Linked DNA regions of Homo sapiens: region 2 is linked to region 1. Evidence: read pairs that join two places in POLR2A ChIA-PET (ENCODE). Cell type or tissue: B cell. All regions are shown on one strand. Each heading gives the region's core, and the rest is flanking DNA. Links, peaks and the distances in the headings are about the cores only. Region 1 overlaps SBNO1 (strawberry notch homolog 1). Region 2 has its middle 7.7 kb from the start of SBNO1-AS1.

Region 1 (11,527 bases), core at 3,125-5,624:
TTCCTGTGCATCATACATTTTACCTACACCTTGCTGGCTGGAGAATGTTCACACTTAGCCGTAAGGGAGACTGGGAAATAAAACTGGAAGTCTTCATTATTGAGAAAGAAGGAGAGAATAGGCAGTCTGCTGAAGGACTTCATTTAAGGCACTGGCCTGCTTGTTCTTATGCAAAAGTGACTTTATTTTTCTTATATTTGACACAGAATATTGCTATCATCTCAGAAGCTGCCAGCTCGGGTATTTCATTACAAGCAGATAGGAGAGCTAAAAATCAAAGGCGAAGAGTTCATATGACTTTAGAATTACCTTGGAGCGCTGATAGAGCAATTCAACAGTTCGGTAAGTTCCTACAAACTGGATTTCACTTAATGGATAGCTAGGAATCATTGGGGTAAATTTGCGCATACCAAAACCTAGGTTTAGGCCGGGCACAGAGGCTCACGCCTGTAATTCCAACATTTCGGGAGGCCACTGTGGGAGGATAACTTGAGTCCGGGAGTTTGAGACCAGCCTGGTCAACGCAGTGAGACCCTTTCTCCACCAAAAGAAAAGAAAAACAGCTGAGAGCAGTGGCTCGTGCCTGTAATCCCAGCACTTTGGGAGGCTGAGGTGGGTGCATCACTTGAGGTAATAGTTTGAGACCAGCCTGGTCAACATGGTGAAACCCAGCCTCTACTAAAAATACAAAAATTAACTGGGTGTGTTGGCACACACCTGTAATCCCAGCTACTTAGGGTGCTGAGACGGGAGAATTGCTTGAACCTGGGAGGCGCAGGCTGCAGTGAGCTGAGATCACGCTATTGCACTCCAGCCTGGGCAACATAGGGAGATTCCATCTCAAAAAAAAAAAAAAAAAGAAGAAGAAAAGAAAAACTTGCTGGGTGTGGTGGCGTGTGCCTGTAGTCCCAGCTACTCAGGAGGCTGAGGTAGGAGGATTACTTGAGTCCAGGAGTTCAAGGTTGCAGTGAGATATGATTTCACCACTGCACTCCAGCCTGGGTGACAGAGCGTGACCTTGTCTCAAAAAACAAAAACAGGCTGGGCGCAGCGGCTCACGCCTGTAATCCCAGCACTTTGGCAGGCTGAGGTGGGTGGATCACCTGAGGTCGGGAGTTCAAGACCAGGATGACCAACATGGAGAAACCCTGTCTGTACTAAAAATACAAAATTAGCCGGGCGTGGTGGTGCATGCCTGTAATCCTGGCTACTCAGGAGGCAGAGGTAGGAGAATCGCTTGAACCCGGGAGGCGGAGGTTGCAGTGAGCCAAGATCACACCATTGCACTCTACCTTTGGCAACAAGAGCGAAACTCTAACAACAACAAAAAAATCCTGTTTAATGTCTTATATCTTATCTCGAAATCTCAGATCTTGCATTTAAGGAGTGTTATATATATACTTTATAGTATATGATGCATTGTGGATTCATTTTTTGCTTGTTTACAAGTTGTAAAAAATATATATGTGGTGGGAATTTGTGGGGTTCCAAGAACAGGGTTCCTCAAGGAGTGTCCTTATAAAACTTAAGGATGTATTAGGTCCATATCAGAGAAGCTGCTACTTCTATATGTGTTTCCAACCTCAGTAGCTTCACCAAAGGCCCATAGCTCCTCCCTCCATCTTCATGTTCTTGTGACCAATGATTTGAAAAACAATTTTGGGAAAATCCAGAGTAATTGTGCATCAGTAACATGTGGTTAAGCAAAATTGGGGTAGCAATGCTAATACTTCTGTCATTGAGCAGTTTTATGTGTGTTATGGTAATTTTACATTATCTGTAATTTTTATTGTTTAGTGGTTTCCCAATACCAGTTTAGTGTTAAATGCTAGGAATACATCTCAGAATATTCTCTGTCCAGCGAACACAATCAATGATCTTTAAAACAAAATTTCGTTGCAGGACGTACTCATAGATCAAACCAAGTTACTGCTCCTGAGTATGTCTTTCTGATATCTGAACTGGCAGGAGAACAAAGATTTGCATCTATTGTTGCTAAAAGACTTGAGAGTTTGGTGAGTTTTGGAGTTGTGTGGCTGTGTGTAAATGATGATCTATTGTACCTGTTTTCTGGTAAAAGGTTACCTGTGCCTTGATTGAAATTTTTGTTTTTAACAGGGGGCACTTACACATGGTGATAGAAGGGCAACAGAATCTAGAGATCTGAGCAGGTTCAACTTTGATAATAAGGTACATTTCAATTTTCAGTATCTCTGAAAACTTGTGATAGTGTATGGTGTCTTTCGGGAACACAAAAGGAAAGTAGTTACTGTCTAAAACAAAACTGCCTCTCCTATGCATTTGCTTTAAAATCATGGCTTCCTATAAGACAGAATTTCACATGTATGTTAGATCGCATGTTAAGTATCAGTACAGCAATGTAGTTGTCTTTATTCCTTTTGGAAAACAAGAATAAATGAGACTGAATTAACTGTGAGTTCTCAGAAGCAAAGGAAGTTAATTTTTCTCATGTTTTTTATGTGTAGAGACATGAACTAGGCAGTATAAAATATATATAAAGGCCAGGCGCTGTGGCTCATGTCTGTAATCCCAGCACTTTGGGAGGCCAAGGCAGGTGGATCACTTGAGGTCAGGAGTTCGAGACCAGCCTGGCCAACGTGGTGCAACCACATCTGTACTAAAAAAAAAAAAAAAATACAAAAATTAGGCCGGGATCAGTTGCTCACACCTATAATCCCAGAATATAGGAGGCCAAGGCAGGTGGGTCACCTGAGGTCAGGAATTCGAGACCAGCCTGACCAACATAGTGAAATCCCATCTCTACAAAAATTAGATGGGCGTGGTGGCATGCATCTGTAGTCCCAGCTACTTGGAAGGCGGAGGTTGCAGTGAGCCGAGATCATGCCACTGCACTCCAGCCTGGGCAATAGGGCAAGACTCTGTCTCAAAAAATTATACAAAAATTAGTTGGGCGTGGCTGGGCACAGTGGCTCACGCCTGTAATCCAGCACTTTGGGAGACCGAGGTGGGTGGATCACGAGGTCATGAGATCGAGACCATCCTGGCCAACATGGTGAAACCCTGTCTCTACTAAAAATAGAAAAATTAGCTGGGCGTGGTGGTGTGCGCCTGTAGTCCTAGCTACTTGGGAGGCTGAGGCAGGAAAATCACTTCAACCTGGGATGCAGAGGTTGCAGTGAGCCGAGTTTACACCACTGCACTCCAGCCTGTCAACAGAGCAAGACTCCGTCTCAAAGAAAAAAAAAATTTAGTTGGGCATGGTGGCGGGCACCTATAATCCCAGCTACTTGGGAGGCTGAGGCAGGAGAACCGCTTGAACCCAGGAGGCGGAGGTTTCAGTGAGTAGAGATCGTGCCATTACATTCCAGCCTGGGCGATGAGCAAAACTCTGTCTCCAAAAAAAGAAAAAATAAATAAATACATATAAAGATAATTGAGAATTGCTTTTTTGAATCTTTGGTACAATAAGTTTGTGGGTTTTTTGGGGTTTTGTTGAGAGGGAGTTTTTTGCTCTTGTCGCCCAGGCTGGAGCACAATGACGCCATCTCGGCTCACTACAACCTCCGCCTCCTAGGTTCAAGCAATTCTCCTGCCTCAGCCTTCCAAGTAGCTGGGATTACAGGTGTCTGCCACCACACCCAGCTAATTTTTTGTAGTAGAGATGGGGTTTCACCATGTTGGTCAGGTTGGTCTTGAACTCCCAACCTCGGGTGATCCACCCACCTCGACCTCCCAAAGTGCTGGGATTACAGGCATGAGCCACCGCACCCAGCCAGTAGTTTTTATAGTATTTAGGTGGTCATGTGATTGAAGAGTATCCAAATGCTGAAACTGGTTAAAGGTTTTGATTTTTTTTTGCAGTATGGAAGAAATGCTTTAGAAATTGTCATGAAATCCATTGTAAACTTGGATTCTCCTATGGTATCACCACCTCCAGACTATCCTGGAGAATTTTTTAAAGGTAACTTCTACAAATATTCATAACAATGACAATGATTATTGACAAAGATGTACTCAAACCTGTTGTAATGTTTGCTGTTATATTAGTTTTTTTCTTTGGACATAAATTGTATAAAACTTTGAAATTAATGGTTACTAGGACACATAATTATCTTGTATTAAACAGATTTATTAAAGCAAATTTTATTCAAATGAAAGTGCTCTTACTGTTGATATGGTGAAAGCATGTTTGTCTAATAAGAGATTTAATAGAGGAAAGTTGTTTTAGTACATTGAGTAAAATCACTTTGCCAAATAGCCTTTTTTAAAAATTATTTATTTATTTATTTATTTTATTTTTTTTAAGACCGAGTCTTTTTTAAAAATTATTTATTTATTTATTTATTTATTTATTTATTTATTTATTTATTTATTTATTTTAAGACCGAGTCTTGCTCTGTCGCCAGGCTGGAGTGCAGTGGCATGATCTCGGCTCACTGCAACCTCTGCCAACAGGTTCAAGCCATTCTCCTGCCTCAGCCTCCTGAGTAGCTGAGATTACAGGCACATGCCACCACACCCAGCTAATTTTTGTATTTTTAGTAGACACGGCGTTGCACCATGTTGGCCAGGATGGTCTCGATCTCCTGACTTCATGATCTGCCCGCTTTAGCCTCCCAAAGTGCTGGAATTAACAGGCATGAGCTACCGTGCCCAGCCCCAAATAGCTTTTAAAATTCAATTTAATTTTAAAGTTGAAAAAGTACCTAGGTAAATAATCTGTGAGGATTGATTGGTTGGGGTGGGAGGTTTGGATGAAACAAAATTGGCCATGAATTCACAGTTGTTTAAACTGGGTGATGGATACATGTGGCTCATAGCTTAGCCTTTTTTCTTTCGTGTATTTGGAAATGTCCTTTTTTTTTTTTTCGAGACGGGGTCTCGTGCTGTCACCTGGGCTGGAGTGCAATGGTGTGATCTTGGCTCAGTGCAACCTCCGCCACCAGGTTCAAAGGGTTCTCCTCCCTGAACCTCCCGAGTAGCTGGGATTACAGGTGCCCGCCACCATACCTGGCTAATTTTTGTGTTTTCAATAGAGATGGGGTTTCGCCATGTTGACCAGGCTGGTCTTGAAATCCTGGCCGCATGTGATCCTCCCACCTCAACCTCCCATAGTGCTGGGATTACAGATGTGAGCCAAGGCACCCAGATGGAGTTAGCATTTTTCACTAGGAAGTCCTTTTGGTAGATTAGCACATACTGATATGTGTTGTTAACAGTTCATATTGACATACCAGTTAGAGGTGTTCATCATTACTCTCGGCTTTCAACAAAAGCAGTAAAGTCTTAACCCTACACCTTCACTCCTTTTGACATCAGGAGTGTCAGAAACAACTCCCTGGTCTGGGCACAGTGGCTCATGCCCGTAATCCCAGCACTTTGGGAGGCTGAGGTGTGAGGATTGCTTGAGCCTAGGAGGTGGAGGCTGTAGTGAGCTGTGATGGCACCACTGCATTCCAGACTGGTGAGAGAGACCCTGTCTCAGAAAAAAAAAAAAAAGATTCCTTGATTTACTTCTAACTTCTTAAAATTACAGGTTATGGCTAGGCGCAGTGGCTCACACCTGTAATTTCAGCACTTTGGGAGGCCAAGGCAGGTGGATCATTTAAGCTCAGGAGATCAAGACCAGCCTGGGCAACATGGAGAAACCCCCTCTCTAAAAAAATTACAAAAAAAAATTAGCCAGGCACGGTGGTGCACGCCTGTAGTTCCAGCTGCTCGGGAAGCTGAGGTGGGAGGATCCCTTGAGCCTGGGAGGCGGAGGTTGCAGTGAACCAAGATGATGCCATTGCACTCCAGCCTGGGCAACGTAGTCAGACTCTGTCGCAAAAATATATATATATATATATATATATATATAGATAGATAGATAGATAGATAGATAGATAGGTTACTTGTTTATTATAAGTAATGACAGTAATCTTGCAGCTGGGCGCAGTGGCTCACACCTGTAATCTCAGCACTTTGGGAGGCCGAGCCGGGTGGATCTCCGGAGGTTAGGAGTTTGAGACCAGCCTGGCCAACATGGCGAAACCCCGACTCTACTAAAAATATGAAACTTAGCCTGTAGTCCCAGCTACTCAGGAGACTGAGGCAGGAGAATTGCTTGAACCCGTGAGGCAGAGGTTGCAGTGAGCTGAGATCGCGCACTGCGCTCCAGCCTGGGTGACAGAGTGAGACTCCGTCTCAAAAAAAAAGAAAAGAATCTTAACATGTATAATGAAGAGAGTTAATACAGTCCCCTTAACCCTCCTTCCATTCTCACCTTCTTAGGTCACAGATGACAGAGTGAACAAGGGCAGTTCTCTCCACATTTTCTCCATGTTTATATAAATATCAAGGTGTTTTTTTAAAATGGCATGATACTACTTACAACATACTTTTCTCACTTAGTGGTACATTGTAGACATCCCTTGTAATTTATGAGTCAGAATTGATCCTGTTCTTACAGATGTTCGACAAGGACTGATAGGCGTTGGCCTGATAAATGTAGAAGATCGCTCGGGAATTCTTACTCTCGATAAAGGTACTACTATTAGCTTTGTGTGGGCATATAACTGTTGCTATAGTATTAAAGTCCATTATGATATATGCTTTTGAGCTGAAGGGGAAGCTTCATGTTCTTAAAACATTCTGGGTGGTTTTGGCTGCTGTGGGGTATGTGTAAAAGATCCATGCATAGAGAAGCAGTTTTCAGCACTGGCTGCTGATATGATCAGCTCTCAAGCTTTTAAAAATTACTGAAGTCTGCTGGGCACGGTGGCTCACGCCTGTAATCCCAGCACCTTGGGAGGCTGAGGTGGGTAGATCACAAGGTCAGGAGTTTGCAACCAGCCTGGCCAATATGATGAAACCCCATCTCTACTAAAAATACAAAAATTAGCCGGGCCTGGTGGCGGGTGCCTGTAGTCCCAGCTACTCGGGAGGCTAAGGCAAGAGAATTACTTGAACCCGCGAGGCAGAGGTTGCAGTGAGCCGAGATTGCACCACTGCACTCCAACTTCGGCGACAATAGAGCAAGACTCCGTCTAAAAAAATAAAAAAAAATTGGTCGGGCGCGGTGGCTCACGCCTGTAATCCCATCACTTTGGGAGGCTGAGGCAGGCGTATCACAAGGTCAGGAGTCCAAGACCATCATGGCCAAGATGGTGGAACCCTGTCTCTACTAAAAATACAAAAATTATCCAGGCATAGTGGCGGGCGCCTGTAATCCCAGCTACTCAGGAGGCTGAGGCAGGAGAACTGCTTGAATCTGGCAGGGGGAGGTTGCAGTGAGCCAAGATTGCATGACTGCACTCCAGCCTGGGCAACAGCAGAGCAAGACTCCGTCTCAAGAAACAAAACAAAACGAAAAATTACTGAAGTCGGGTGGAGCTCAGACATCGGTAGTTTTCCAAAGCTCCCAGACATTCTAATAGTGCCACTACAGTTGAGAATTCAGTGTTGGAGAACTAACTTTCTTATGTACTGAATTGTGTTCATACTTTCCATAAGTGAGGCTGAAGATGCAAAAATTCAATTTGACAAACCTCTTTTGAGCGTGTCCTGCAGTGGTGCTAATTGCTAGAGAGAGAAATGGGCAGATTACAGCCTTGTTGTGAGGACAGTGTAAGAGTTAAGAAGGAAGACTTTTAGAAGAGAAAGTGGGACTTGAACTAAGCCTAGATGAATAAAAAATTTTTAATTATCATTTGCATGAAAACGTTTATCTTTTGTCATTACAGATTATAACAACATAGGAAAATTCTTAAATAGAATTTTAGGCATGGAGGTGCATCAGCAGAATGCGTTATTTCAGTATTTTGCGGACACACTTACTGCAGTTGTTCAAAATGCCAAAAAAAATGGAAGATATGATATGGGAATCTTAGGTAAGTAGGGAAAATTTCCCCCCCACAATGTCCCCAGGGAAAATGTGGAGTGGAGAAATTCTTTAAACGTGTGTACCTGATAAAAATGTTCTTTTTACATTTACATGTTTCTTTTTCTTGTTCAAGATCTTGGTTCTGGAGATGAAAAAGTGCGGAAAAGTGATGTTAAAAAGTTTCTGACTCCAGGATATTCAACCTCTGGCCACGTAGAATTATACACAGTAAGTTTAGAAAATGTTGTGAAGTATCGTCTTCCCATGAGATGCATTTACAGAAATGAGTTTAAATTTCGTTGTTTCTCTTACAGATTAGTGTAGAGAGGGGAATGTCATGGGAGGAAGCTACCAAGATTTGGGCTGAGCTGACAGGACCAGACGATGGCTTTTACTTGTCATTGCAAGTACGACTTTTCCTTTAAATTCTATTCAGATATATAATACTTTTTAATGGCCAGCATTGTAATTGTCTCTTCACTTTGTACCTGTTTCCCAGTTGTGTTTAGCTTTGTCTATTTTGGTAATTTATCATTGTAATTGTGTGTTTGTCCATTTGTGTTATGTTTTTACTTAATGCATTTTAAAGGATGTTATTAGGTGTGGGTTTAGAATTGTTACATTTTCTTCTTTTTTTTTCTTTCTGAGACAGAGTTTCGCTCTTTGTTGCCCAGGCTGGAGTGCAATGGCACGATCTCAGCTCACCTCATCCTCTGCCTCCCGAGTAGCTGAGATTACAAGCATGTGCCACTAGGCCTGGCTGACATGTATTTTTAGTAGAGACGGGGTTTCTTCACTTTGGTCAGGCTGTTCTCAAACTCCCGACCTCAGGTGACCTGCCTGCCTCGGCCTTCCAAAGTGCTGGGATTAGAGGCGTGAGCCACTGTGCCCAGCCTAATTTTTTTATTTTTAGTAGAGGTGAAGTTTCACCATGTTGGCCAGGCTGGTCTCGAACTCCTGACCTCAGGTGATCTGCCTGCCTTGTCCTCCCAAAGGAATTATAGATGTGAGCCACCACACCTGGCTGAATTAACTTTTTTTTGAGATTGAGTCTTGCTGTGTTACCCAGGCTGGAGTGCAGTGGTGCGATCTCGGCTCACTGCAAGCTCCACCTCCCGGGTTCATGCCATTCTCTTTGCCTCAGCCTCCCGAGAGTAGCAGGGACTACAGGCGCCTGCCACCACGCCTGGCTAATTTTTTTTGTATTTTTAGTAGAGACAGGGTTTCACCGTGTTAGCCAAGATGGTCTCGATCTCCTGACCTCGTGATCTGCCCGCCTTGGCCTCCCAAAGTGCTGGGATTACAGGCTTGAGCCACTGCACCTGGCCAACATTTTCTTAAATTAAGCATTTTTCATAAGACAGAGACTTACTTTAGTCTTAATAATGCTTTATATCTTTAAGACTCATTTTTCAGTTAGTAAAATAGCTACATTCTTTCAGTTATGATTTGTCTCTGTGGACAGAACTAAGGGGTGTGTGTGCGCACACATCTATACATGTATGTGTAGATACTCAACAGTATGTAGATATTCAGCAGTATCTTGAGTTTCATATTTACTTACTCAGATCCAAGACAACAGAAATTTTATTTCGCCAGTTCTCTAAGATATTTGGGGTTGTGTTGTTTCGTTTTGTTTTGTTTTTTGAGGCAGTTTCAATCTGTCGCCCAGGCTGGAGTGCAGTGGCACGATCTTGGCTTACTGCAACCTCCGCCTCCCAGGTTCAAGCGATTCTCCTGCCACAGCCTCCCGAGTAGCTGGGACTACAGGCACGCACCACCACGCCTGGCTAAATTTCTTATTTTTAGTAGAGACAGGGTTTCACTGTGTTAGCCAGGATGGCCTCGATCTCCTGACCTCAGGTGATCCGCCTGCCTTGGCCTCCCAAAGTGCTGGGATTACAGGCATGAGCCACCGCGCCTGGCATGTGGCTAATTTTTTAATTTTTCTTTTGTAGAGATGGTGTCTCACTATGTTGACCAGGCTGGTTTGAAACTCTTGGCCTCAAGTGATCCTCCCACCTCTGCCTCCCAAAGTGCTGGGATTACAGGTGTGAACCACGCTGCCTGGCCCCTTCGTTCTTTTTTACAAGGCTGAGTAATATTTCATTGGTTGTATATAACATATTTTGCTTTCTGTTTACAAATATTTATGGAGTGACTGCAAGTAAGACCTGGTTCTTGCTCATATGAAGTACCTACATGTATGATGATGGCACAGGCAGGATGAAGTCATAAATGATCTAGGGCAGGAGTTGCTAAACTTTTTCTATGAAGGTCTGATATGTATGGTTTTGTAGGCCATATGTGGTCTATATTGCATGTCCTCTGTGTTTTCCTTCCTTCCTTTCTCTTTTTTTTCCCACCTTCCTTCATTCCTTCTTAATCTTACTTCAGTTTAGGAGTGCCAAGCTAGATTTATTCCACAGGCCTAAGCTGCTGATCCTTGACCTAGAGAAAAGCTCTCAAAGGATCTGGCTCCTAGTTGAGTTGGGGTTTTTTGGTTTGGTTTTGTTTTTTGTAATGGGATCTCGCTCGCTCTGTCACCCAGGCTGATAAGCAGTGGCGTGCGTGATCATGGCTCACTGCAGCTTCAACCTCCTGGGCTCAGACAATCCTCCCACCTCAGCCTCTTAAGTAGCTGGGACCACAGGTACACTCCACCACATTTGGCTTTTTTTTTTTTTTTTTTTTTTAATGCAGTTGATGTCTCACTGTGTTGTCCAGGCTGGTCTCAAACTCCTAGGCTTAAATGATCCTCCCACCTCGGCCTCCCAAAGTGCTGGATTACAGTTGTGAGCTACTGTGCCTTGCTGGTTTTGGGGTTTTTGAAATACTGATTGAACTGTAGGTTGATTTGCATGTCATTATAAGAAACAGTACAGATAAACATCTTGCATACTTTTATCAGTTACCCCAGTGGTAATATTTTTTAAAACTGTAGTGTAATATCACAACCAAGATGTTGATATTGGTAGAATTCAAGTATTTTACTCGGCTATCCCCCATAGATGCAATTTTGATTGGTCCACATAAGGTGTTGGTTATTTTCAGGACAGTCTCGAACTCCTCCTGGGCTTGATCCATCCTCTCACCTTGTCCACCTGAATAGCTGGGATTACAGGCATGCACCACTGCACCTGGCTCTTGGTTATTATTTTTAAATTGAAATTATTGCCAGAATATCACCGTTGGTAGATTGTGATGAAAGTCCTGATCCCCAGCTTCTCTTAGGTTGAAGGATGTGATAATACTGGTCCTTCATTCTCTGTGTGGCAACAGGTGGCTGGGCGTGAGGAGTGGTGGTCCTAGAGACCTCATTCCTGGTCTTCGTTTGCCTTTGAACCTCCACTGCATTAGGCCACCATACTTTTCAGTGTGTGTAGCCTGTGCTGCCATTGGGAAAACAATGTCAGAATCACTTTCCACTGTTCTGTGATGATGTATAATTAACCTGACACTGTCAAGACAGAGCCCATTGTTAAGTGTCTTAAACACTATCCTCTAAGTATAGGTTTGGATATTTCCTGTCAGCTGATAAATAATTTTAAATATAATCTTCACCTTAACCATTGTTTTATGACTTTACAGTAATTATATAAACAATGTTTCAATTCGTTGGAAAAAGTAAGAGACCAAGGGTCTTTAATATCCATGAAGAGGAAAGTAAAATATTGTGTT
Region 2 (11,527 bases), core at 8,332-10,831, 56 kb before region 1:
CCTGAGCGACAAAGTGAGAATAAAAAAAAAATATATGGCCAGGCACGGTGGCTGACGCCTATAATCCTAGCACTTTGGGAGACAGAGGCAGGTGGATCACCTGAGGTCAGGAGTTCGAGACCAGCCTGACCAATACGGAGAAACCTTGTCTCTACTAAAAATACAAAATTAGCCAGGCGTGGTGGCGCATGCATGTGATCTCAGCTACTCGGGAGGCTGAGGCAGGAGAATTGCTTGAACCCGGGAGGTGGAGGTTGTGGTGAGGTGAGATTGTGCCATTGCACTCCAGCCTGGGCAACAAGAGTGAAACTCCGTCTCAAATTAAAAAAAATATATATATATATATATATGAGATAGAGGATGTGCAAATATATATAAATATATGTTACTATCTTCATTTTTTCTTTCTTTTTTTTTTTTTTTGAGATGAAGTCTCACTCTGTCACCGGGCTGGAGTGCAATGGCGCGATCTTGGCTCACACTGCAACCTCTATCTCTTGGGTTCAAGTGATTCTCCTGCCTCGGCCTCCCCAGTGGCTGAGATGATAGCTGCACACCACCATGCCCAGCTAATTTTTGTATTTTTAGTAGAGATGGGGATTCACCATGTTGGCCAGGATGATCTGAATCTCTTGATCTCGTGATCTGCCCGCCTCGGCCTCCCAAAGTGTTGGGATTAACAGGCGTCAGGCACTGTGCCCGCCTCTTTTTTTTTTTTTTTTCTTAATAGAGACCAGGTTTCAGTACGTTGCCCAGGTTGGTCTTGAACTCCTGGCTTCAAGTGCTTCTCCAACCTCCTTTAGGCCTGAGCCAACATGCCTGGCCTAAAAGTACCTTTCTCTATATACACACATATATTAATATGTATAATGTATGTACAATATGCCAGGTGCTATGCCTCACGCCTGTAATTCCAGCACTTTGGGAGGCCGAGGTGGGCGTATCACCTGAGGTCAGGAGTTCGAGACCAGCCTGGCCAACATGGTGAAACCCTGTCTCTACTAAAAATACAAAAATTAGGGCCGGGCACGGTGGCTCACACCTGTAATCTCAGCACTTTGGGAGGACAAGGCGGGTGGATCACCTTAGATCAGGAGTTCGAGATCACCCTGGTAAACATGGTGAAACACTGTCTCTACCAAAAATCCAAAAAATTGGCCGGGCTCATGCCTGTAATCCCAGCACTTTGGGAGGCCAAGGTGGGCGGATCACGAGGTCAGGAGTTCGAGACCATCCTGGCTAACATGGTGAAACCCCGTCTCTATTAAAAATACAAAAAATTAGCCCAGCGTGGTGGTGGGCACCTGTAGTCCCAGCTACTCGGGAGGCTGAGCCAGGAGAATGGCGTGAACCCAGGAGGCAGAGCTTGCAGTAAGCCGAGATCGCACCACTGCACTCCAGCCTGGGTGACAGAGTGAAGACTCCATCTCAAAACAAAACAAAACAAAACAAAAAACAATTAGATGTGGTGGCACACACTTGCAATTCCAGCTACACAGGAGGCTGAGGCAGGATGATCACTTGAACCCCAGTGAGCTGAGATCATGCCACGGCACTTCAGCCTGGGTGACAAGAGTGTGAGACTCCATCTCAAAAAAAAAAAAAAAAAAGACAGGGTCACGCCATGTTGCTTATCTTGAACTCTTGGGTTCAAGCCGACTCCCACCTCGGCCTCTCAAAGTACTACAATTACAGGTGTAAGCTACTGCATTCAACCCCAAATAGCTTTTATGCACAATCAGGCTTTTTGCTTCTCTGTCAAATGGATATAGCTACTTTTCTCCTCACATTTTCTCTTAAAGGAAAGGCATTATCAAACTAGTTGTACAATATATTGGGAATTCCTTACAGTTTTAAAAATTATCAGGCCAGGGCCAGGCCTGTGGCTCACGCCTGTAATCCCAGCACTTTGGGAGGCCGAGGCGGGCAGATCACCTGAAGTCTGGAGTTCAAGACCAGCCTGAACAACATGGAGAAACCCCGTCTCTACTACAAATACAAAATTAGCCAGGTCTGGTGGTGCATGCCTGTAATCACAGCTACTCGGGAGGCTGAGGCAGGAGAATTGCTTGAACCTGGGTGGCAGAGGTTGCAACAAGCCGAGATCACGCCATTGCACTCTAGCCTGGGCAACAAGAGCAACACTCTGTCTCAAAAAAAACAAAAACAAAAACAAAAACAAAAGTCAGGGCACAGTGGCTCGTGCCTGTAATCCCAGCACTTTGGGAGACCAAGGCAGGTGGATCACGAGGTCAGGAGATCGAGACAATCCTGGCTAACATGGTGAAATCCCATCTCTACTAAAAAAATACAAAAAAATAGGCCGGGCGTGGTGGCTCACACCTGTAATCCCAGCACTTTGGGAGGCCAAGGTGGGCAGATCACCTGAGGTCAGGAGTTCGAAACCAGCCTGACCATCATGGAGAAACCCTGTCTCTACTAAAAATATCAGCTATTTGGGAGGCTGAGGCAGGAGAATCACTTGAACCCGGGAAGAGGAAGTTGGGGTGAGCCGAGATCTGGCCGACCCTCCAGTCTGGGCAACAAGAGTGAAACTCCATCTCAAAAAAAAAAATTATTTTATGGCCAAGTGCAGTGGCTCATGCTTGTAATCCCACCACTTTGAGAGGCCAAGACAGGTGGATTGTTTGAGGTCAGGAGTTTGAGACCAGCCTGGCCAACATGGCCAAACCCCGTCTCTACTAAAAATACAAAAATTCGCCGAGCGTGGTGGCATGCACCTGTAGTCCCAGCTACTTGCGGGGCTGACACAGGAGAATCGCTTGAACCCGGGAGGCGGAGGTTGCAGTGAACCGAGATCATGCCACTTCACTCCAGCCTGGGCAACAGAGCGAGACTCTGTCTCAAAATAAATACAAATAAATAAAAATAAAAATTATCATTTTATTATAAAATCACATGGAAAATGTATTTATTGATGAGCACGGGCAGTTTGTTTTTGTTTTTTGTTTGTTTTTAAGACAGGGTCTTGCAATGTTACCCAGGCTGTGGTGCAGTGGTGCCATCACAGGTCACTGCAGCCTCAACCTCCCAAGCTCAAGTGATCCTCCCACCTCAGCCTCCCGAGTGGCTGGGGTGATAGGCGTACACCACCATATCTGGCTATTTTTTGCAATTTTTGTAGAGACAGGGTCTTGCCATGTTGCCCAAGCTGGTCTCGAACTCTTGGTCTCAAATGATCTGCCCGCCTCCACCTCGCAGCATTCTGGGATTACAGGTGTGAGCCATGGCACCCGGCCCAGAATGTGATTTTTCTTAATTTTTTCCTGTGTAGGCTTTCTTTCTTTTTTTAATCTTAAATTGGTGAGTTTGAAGGAATGAATGAATATCATCATTTTGGTTCTGGGAGATGTTCTTAATAGATGTATGATTTGCTGGTTACCATAACAAAGTACTGCAAACTAAGTGGCTTAAGCCACAGAAATGTATTGTCATACAGTTCTGGGGGGCAGAAGTTCAAAATCAAGGTGTTGGCGGGTTGGTTCCTCCAAATGCTATGAGCAGTGGTCCCTCGCATGCCTCTCCCGTAGCTTTTGGCGGTGAGCAGACAATCGGACATTCCTTGGCTCGTAGAAGGTAGAAGTATCACCCAGATCTGCGCCTGCATCTTCACATAGTGTTCTCCCTCTACAACACTGTTACGTTGGATTAAGGCCAATGACCTCATTTTAACTTGATTAGATCTGTAAGAACATCTCCAAATAAGGTCGCATTCTGAGGTACTGGGGGTTAGGATATGACTTCAACATACGAAATTGTGGGGGACATAATGCAACCCACAGCAAGAGTGTTATTAAAAAATAATTTAGGTGTTTTTTTTTTTTGAGACAGAGTGTTGCTCTTGTTGCCCAGGCTGGAGTGCAATGGTGCGATTTCCGCTCACCGCAACTTCTGCCTCCTGGGTTCAAGTGATTCTCCTGCCTCAGCCTCCTGAGTAGCTGGGATTACAGGCATGTGCCACCACGCCCAGCTAATTCTGTATTTTTAGTAGAGACGGGGTTTCTCCATGTTGGTCAGGCTGGTCTTGAACTCCGGACCTCAGGTGATCCACCCGCCTCGGCCTCCCAAACTGCTGTCATTACAGGCATGAGCCACCGCGCCTGGCCTAATTTAGGTATTTTAAGGCCAGGTGTGGTGGCTCATACCTGTAATACCAGTGCTTTGGGAAGCTAAAGGGGGAGGATCACTTGAGGCCGGGAATTCAAGATCAGCCTGGGTGACACAGCGAGACCTTGTCTCCATAAAAAAAGTTACAAATTTGGACAGGCACAGTGAGTCATGCCTGTAATCCCAACGTTTTGGGAGGCCAAGGTGGGCGGATCACTTCAGGTCAGAAGCTTGAGACCAGACTGGTCAACATGGCAAAACCCTGTCTCTACTAAAAATACAAAAATTAGCCGGGTGTGGTGGCATACGCCTGTAATTTCAGCTACTCGGGACACTGAGGCAGGAGAATCGCCTGAACCTGGGAGGCAGAGGTTGAAGTGAGCCGAGATCGCACCACTGCACTCCAGGCTGGGTGGCGGAGTGAGATGCTGTCTAAAAAAAAAAAAAAAAATTAGCCTGGCATGGCTGGCAGGCACCTGTAATCCCAGATACTCAGGAGGCTGAAGCAGGAGAATCACTTGAGGCCAGGAGGTGCAGTGTGCTGAGATCATGCCACTGCACTCCAGACTGGGTGACAGAGTGAGACTCAGTCTAAGAAAGAAAAAAAAATTTACAAATTAGCCCAGTAGTCCCAGTTACTCAGGAGGCTGAGGTTGAAATGATTGCTTGAGCCCCTGAGTTCGAGGCTGCAGTGAGCCATGATCTCACCACTTCTTCCAGCCTGGGTGACAGAGCAAGACCCTGTCTCAAAAAACAAAACAAAGTGTTTAGATATTTTAAATGTGATTTTTTAAGGGAAAGTTTACAAACATTAACAGCAATGTTTCCATTATAAAAACATAAAAATCGTCCATGGGTTTTGTTTTTTTGTTTGTTTGTTTGTTTTTTTGAGACAGAGTCTCACTCTGTTGCCTGGTGGCATGATCTCGGCTCATTGCAACCTCTGCCTCCCAGGTTCAAGCGATTTTGTGATCCCAGCTACTCTTGCCTCAGCCACCCGAGTAGCTGGGATCACATGTGCATGCCACCATGCCTGGTTAATATTTGTATTTTTAGTACATACAGACGGGGTTTCACCATGTTGGCCAGGATGGTCTCTAACTTTTTTTTTTGAGGCAGGGTCTCGAGTAGTTGGGACTACAGGTGCTATGATCGCGCCACTGTGCTCCAGTTCAGCCTGGGCAACAGACAACAGACAGTGGGAAAGCCTACTTTCTTGGGACAATTTGAGTTAATATCAGTCCATACTCAAAAAAGGTAGATAATTGGGGCCGATAAAAACTTGTAAAGCTTAATTTAAATTTATAATTGAAACTTTCAACATTGTAATTTAGTTAGTATCTGTATTGTTCCGGATTGTTTTGGATTGCATACAAGGGAAACTCAACTCAATCTGATTCAAGAAAATAAGGGAAGGTATTGACTTTTAATTTATTTATTATTATTATTATTTTAGTATTTATTGATCATTCTTGGGTGTTTCTCAGAGAGGGGGATGTGGCAGGGTCATAGGATAATAATGGAGAAAAGGTCAGCAGATAAACACGTGAACAAAGGTCTCTGGTTTTCCTAGGCAGAGGTCCCTGCGGCCTTCGGCCTTCAGCAGTGTTTGTGTCCCTGGGTACTTGAGATTAGGGAGTGGTGATGACTCTTAAGGAGCATGCTGCCTTCAAGCATCTGTTTAAACAAAGCACATCTTGCACCGCCCTTAATCCATTTAACCCTGAGTTGACACAGCACATGTTTCAGAGAGCACGGGGTTGGGGTTAAGGTTATAAATTAACAGCATCCCAAGGCAGAAGAATTTTTCTTAGTACAGAACAAAATGGTGTCTCCTATGTCAACTTCTTTCTACACAGACACAGTAACAATCTGATCTCTCTTTCTTTTCCCCACATTTCCCCCTTTTCTTTTCGACAAAACCGCCATCGATATCATGGCCCATTCTCAATGGTCGCTGACTCGTCGGAGCTGTTGGGTACACTTCCCAGATGGGGCGGCCTGGCAGAGGCGCTCCTCACTTCCCAGACGGGGTGGCGGCCGGGCAGAGGCACCCCCCGCCTCCCAGACGGGGCGGCGGCCGGGCAGAGGCGCCCCTCGCTTCCCAGACAGGGTGGCCGGGCAGAGGGGCTCCCCACATCCCAGACGATGGTCGGCCGGGCAGAGACGCTCCCCACTTCCCAGACGGGGTGGCGGCCGGGCAGAGGCTGTAATCTTAGCACTTTGGGAGGCCAAGGCAGGCGGCTGGAAGGTGGAGGTTGTGGCGAGCCGAGATCACGCCACTGCACTCCAGCCTGGGCAACAGTGAGCATTGAGTGAGCGAGACTCCGTCTGCAATCCCAACACCCCGGGAGGCTGAGGCGGGCAGACCACTCGAGGTCAGGAGCTGGAGACCGGGCCGGTCAACAGGGCGAAACCCCGTCTCCTCCAAAAATACAAAAACCAGTCAGGCGTGGCAGCGCACGCCCGCAATCTCAGGCACTCGGCAGGCCAAGGCAGGAGAACCACGGGAGCCCGGGGCAGGGAGGCTGCAGCGAGCCGAGACCACGGCAGTACAGTCCAGCCTCGGCAACAGAGGGAGACTGAAGAAAGAAGGGAGAGGGAGGGGGAGGGGGAGGGGGAGAGAGGGAGCTATTTATTATTTCTTCAAGACAGGATTTCACTGTCACCCAGGCTGGAGTTCATGCAGTGGCACAAAGATGGTTCACTGCAGCATCGACTTCCTGGGCTCAGGGGATTCTGTGCCTCAGCCTCTTGAGTACCTGGGACCATACATGTGTGCCACCATGCCCAGCTAATTTTCTTGATTTTATCTTTGTAGAGATGGGGTCTCACTATGTTGCACAGGCTGGTCTTAAATTCCTGGCCTCAAGGAATCCTCCTGCCTTGGCCTCCCGAAGTGTTGGGATTACCAGCGTGAGTCACCACACTCAGCCCCTGGTCTGTTTTTTTTTTTTTTGAGACTGAGTCTCCCTCTGTCACCCAGGCTGGAGTGCAGTGGCACAATCTCAGCTCACTGCAACTTCTGCCTCCAGGGTTCAAGCGATTCTCCTGCCTCAGCCTCCCGAGTAGCTGGGATTACAGGCGCCTGCCACCATGCCCAGCTAATTTTTTTGTGTGGGTTTTTAGTAGAGACGGGTTTTTACCATGTTGGCCAGGTTGGTCTCGAACTCCTAGCCCCAGGTGATCCACCTGCCTTGGCCTCCCAAAGTGGTGGGATTACAGGAGTGAGCCACCGTGCCTCGCCTGTATTGACTCTCTCTCTTTTTTTTTTGAGACCGAGTCTCCCTCTGTAGCCCAGGCTGGAGTGCAGTGGCACGATCTCGGCTCACGGCAGCTTCCACTTCCTGGGTTCAAGTGATTCCCCTGCCTCACCCTCCCGAGTAGCTGGGATTACAGGTGCCCACCACCACGCCCAGCTAATTTTTTTTTTTTTTCAGATGGAGTCTCACTCTGTCACCCAGGCTGGAGTGCAGTGGCGTGATCAAGGTTCACTGCAACCTCCACCCCGCCGGGTTCAAGGGATTCTCCTGCCTCAGCCTCCTGAGTAGCTGGGATTACAGGTGCTTGCCATCGTGCCTGGCTAATTTTTGTATTTTTAGTAGAGACGGGGTTTCACCATCTTGGCCAGGCTGGTCTTGAACTTCTGACCTCGTGATCCACCCGCCTCAGTCTCACAAAGTGCTGGGATTAAAGGCGTGAGCCACTGCGCCCGGCCAATTTTTTGTATTTTTAGTAGAGACAGGGTTTCACCATGTTGGCCAGGCTGGTGTTGAATTCCTGACCTCAGGTGATCCACCCACCTCGGCCTCCCAAAGTGCTGGGATTACAGGTGTGAGCCACTGCGCCCAGCCCAGCCTGTATTGACTCTTGTTTTTTCTTTTTATTTTTGTATTGACTCTTTTTTTTTTTTTTTTACTATACTTTAAGTTCTAGGGTACATGTGCACAACATGCAGGTTTGTTACATAGGTATACATGCTCCATGTTGGTGTGCTGCACCCATTAACTCGTCATTTACATTAGGTATATCTCCTAATGCTATCCCTCCCCTCCCCCTTCCCCCCTGTATTGACTCTTATATCAAAAAAGTTAAGGCTGAGCACAGTGGTTCCCACCTGTAATCCCAGCACTTTCAGAGGCCAGAGTAGTAGGATCACTTGAGCCCAGGAGTTAGAGACCAGCCTGGGCAACATGGTGAGACCTTGTCTCTATAAAAAGAAAACCAGGGCCAGGCGCGGTGGCTCACACCTGTAATCCTAGCACTTTGGGAGGTCGAGGTGGGTGGATCACCTGAGGTCAGGAGTTTGAGACCTCCTGCCTGACCAACAAGGTGAAACCCCGTCTCTACTAAAAATACAAAAATTAGCCAGGCATGATGGCAGGTGCCTGTAGTCCCAGCTACTTGGGAGGCTGAGACAGAGAATTGCTTAAATCCAGGAGGCAGATGTTGCAGTGAGCTGAGTTCATGCCACTGCACTTCAGTCTGAGCAATGGAGTGAGACTCCGTCTGAAAAAAAAAAAAAAAAAAGAAAACTGAAAAACCAAAAAAGCTCAGGGTTAGAAATCGCTTCAGGTTTGACAGGGTCCCAGGACTCAGCAGATGTCATCAGAATCCAGTCCCTCCCCACCCCACCTACTCCTTTGCCCTGCTGTTTTCTGGGTTGATCTCATTATCAGCGTGGCCTCCTGCCCCACAGGGCCTCTGCCCCAACTTCCCAACACTGTCTTAGCAACATCAGAGGCAAGAGAGTATCTTTTTCCTGATATTTTCAATGCAAAGTATTAGAACTGCGACTCACTGGCCCGGCACCAAATCGGATCACTATGGCTGTGGATCCAGTATTCTAATCAGCTAGACCTGGCTTGCACACTCAATCTGGAGTGATGTGCATGAGACATGGTTAGTGCTCTCCAAACCACATGGACTTTGAGAGAGGGAGATAAAACTAAGATGCGGCTCTCTGAAGAAAGAACCATAGATTCTGGGCAGTCAAAAACAACTGTCTACCACAGTGTTTGCCATCTTGAATAATCCAATAGATGCTTCAGCCACACACTGGTGCTCTCTGCTGCATTAGACATCGCTGGTGCTAGTGTCTCTGAATTAGAGGGTGACCTTTATGGGGGCTCTGATTGCTCCTGGTGTCTCAGGGAAGGATTTGGTGTGATGAGGCTAATTCAGCGAGTGTGTGGAAAACTGCAAACTGGGTATAGTTGATGCTATTGCATAGAAGTGCAGCTGCCAGGGTGAAGAAGTGTTGCTGGGATGACTACTCCCTTGCATCCATGATATAATCTCTCCTTGATTCTGCTTTGACCTCTCTGATTGACCTTTCTCATGCTCACTGGGTGCTCACTTTCTTTCTTTCTTTTTTTTTTTTTGAGGAGTCTCGCTCTGTCACCAGGCTGGAGTGCAGTGGTTCGATCTTGGCTCACTGCAACCTCCACCTCCTGAGTTGAAGTGATTCTCCTACCTCAGCCTCCTGAGTAGCTGGGATTACAGGCACACACCACCACACCCAGCTAATTTTTGTATTTTTAGTAGAGACGGGATTTCACCATGTTGGACAGGATGGTCTCGATCTCTTGACCTCGTGATCCTGCCATCTTGGCCTCCCAAAGTGCTGGGATACAGGCGTGAGCCACTGTGCCCGGCCTGGTGCTCATTTCTTTTTTGTTGTTGTTGCTGAGACAGAGTCTTGCTCTGTTGCCCAGGCTGGAGTGCAATGGCACCATCTCCACTCACTGTAATTTCCGCCACCTGTGTTCAAGTGATTCTCCTGCCTCAACCTCCTGAGTAGCTGGGATTACAGGTGTGCACCACCACACCCGGCTAATTTTTTGTATTTTTAGTAGAGACAGGGTTTCACCTTGTTGGCCAGGCTGGTCTCAAACTCCTGACCTCATGATCCACCCACCTTGGCCTCCGAAAGTGCTGGGATTACAGACGTGAGCCACCACACCTGGCCTGGTGCTCACTTCTTAGACACAGAACCTCAGCTCTGCCCCTGGCTCTCCTCTCTGCATTCTCTCCTAGTTGTATTTTTTTTTTTTTTTTTGAGATGAAGTCTCACTCTGTCGCCCAGGCTGGAGTGCAGTGGCATGATCTCGGCTCACTGCAACCTCCACCTCCTGGGTTCAAGCGATTCTCCTGCCTTAGCTTCCCAAGTAGCTCAGATTACAGGTGCCTACCACCACATCCGGCTAATTTTTGTATTTTCAGTAGAGATGGGGTTTCACCATGTTGGCAAGGCTGGTCTTGAACTCCTGACCTCAGGTTATCCACCCACCTTTGCCTCCCAAAGTGCCTGGATCACATGTGTGAACCACCGTGTCCAGCCTCTCCTAGTATAGTTTTATCCCGTCTCACATTAATCCCCATCTGGATCCCCAAGCTGTAGGATTCAATTGCTTCCTAAGTATCTCCAATAGGATGTCCCAAAGGTCCCTCACCCTCAAAATTCCTTATGATTTACTTTGGTAGCGTCCAATGAACAACACTTCCCACTAGTCATACCCTTGTGTTGCCTTTCCTGAGCTGAATTTGGCTGCCTTGTTAACCAATAGAATGTGGTGGAAACATCACTGTCAGTTGCAAGCCTAAGAATTTTTTTTTTTTTCCAGACAGAGTTTTGCCAAGCGCAGTGACTCATGCCTGTAATACCAGGACTTTGGGAGGCTGAGGCGGGCGGATCACCTGAGGTCAGGAGTTTGAGACCAGCCTGGCCAATATGGTGAAACCTCCTCTCTACTAAAAATACAAAAATCAGCTGGGTGTGGTGGCACACACCTGTAGTCCCGGCTACTCGGGAGGCTGAGACAGGAGAATTGCTTGAACCTGGGAAGCAGAGGCTGCAGTGAGCCGAGATCGCACCGCTGCACTCCAGCCTGGGTGAGATAAAGCAAGACCCCGTCTCAATAAATAAATAAATAAATAAATAAATAAATAAATAAATAAGGCCCGACGCAGTGGCTCACGCATGTAATCCCAGCACTTTGGGAGGCTGAGGCGGGCATATCACCTGAGGTCAGGAGTTCGAGACCAGCCTGGCTAACATGGTGAAACGCCGTTTCTACTAAAAATACAAAAAATTAGCCGGGCGTGGTGGTGGGCACCTGTAATCCCAGCTACTCAGGAGGCTGAGGCAGGAGAATCACTTGAACCCAGGAGGCGGAGGTTGCAGTGAGCTGAGATCCCGCCATTGCAACAAACTAGCTTGGGCAACAAGAGTGAAACTATGTCTCAAAAAAAAAAAAAATTAAAAAAATAGTTTCGCTTTGTTACCCAGGCTGGTGCAGTGGCACGATTATAGCTCACTGTAGCCTCAAACTTCTGGGCAATCAAGTGATTCTCCTACCTTAGCCTCCTGAGTAGCTGGGACTATATATCACACTTG

What was found. ChIA-PET counts read pairs that join two places held together with the same protein. Peaks named below come from ENCODE experiments on the same cell type or tissue, not always from the same donor. Only the 100,000 strongest peaks of a DNase experiment are listed, where the experiment ranks them.
Region 2: POLR2A ChIA-PET joins it to region 1 with 6 read pairs; 12 of 35 experiments call an interaction of 5 or more read pairs at or near these places.

The regions. Positions count from the first base shown.
Region 1 is chr12:123,306,036-123,317,562 of GRCh38, reverse strand. It overlaps SBNO1 (strawberry notch homolog 1), which reads left to right. Exons shown (of 32, transcript NM_001167856.3): 21 at 207-342; 22 at 1,903-2,015; 23 at 2,119-2,190; 24 at 3,844-3,943; 25 at 6,434-6,508; 26 at 7,707-7,853; 27 at 7,980-8,074; 28 at 8,161-8,253. Among named protein-coding and RNA genes, the nearest start is that of CDK2AP1, 40 kb to the right of the region's middle. In B cell, for the core only: no CTCF peak of the experiment used is centred there; no DNase peak of the experiment used is centred there.
Region 2 is chr12:123,366,897-123,378,423 of GRCh38, reverse strand. No RefSeq gene overlaps it. Among named protein-coding and RNA genes, the nearest start is that of SBNO1-AS1, 7.7 kb to the right of the region's middle. RefSeq lists a silencer at 7,618-7,791. In B cell, for the core only: no CTCF peak of the experiment used is centred there; no DNase peak of the experiment used is centred there; H3K27ac peaks cover 438 bases.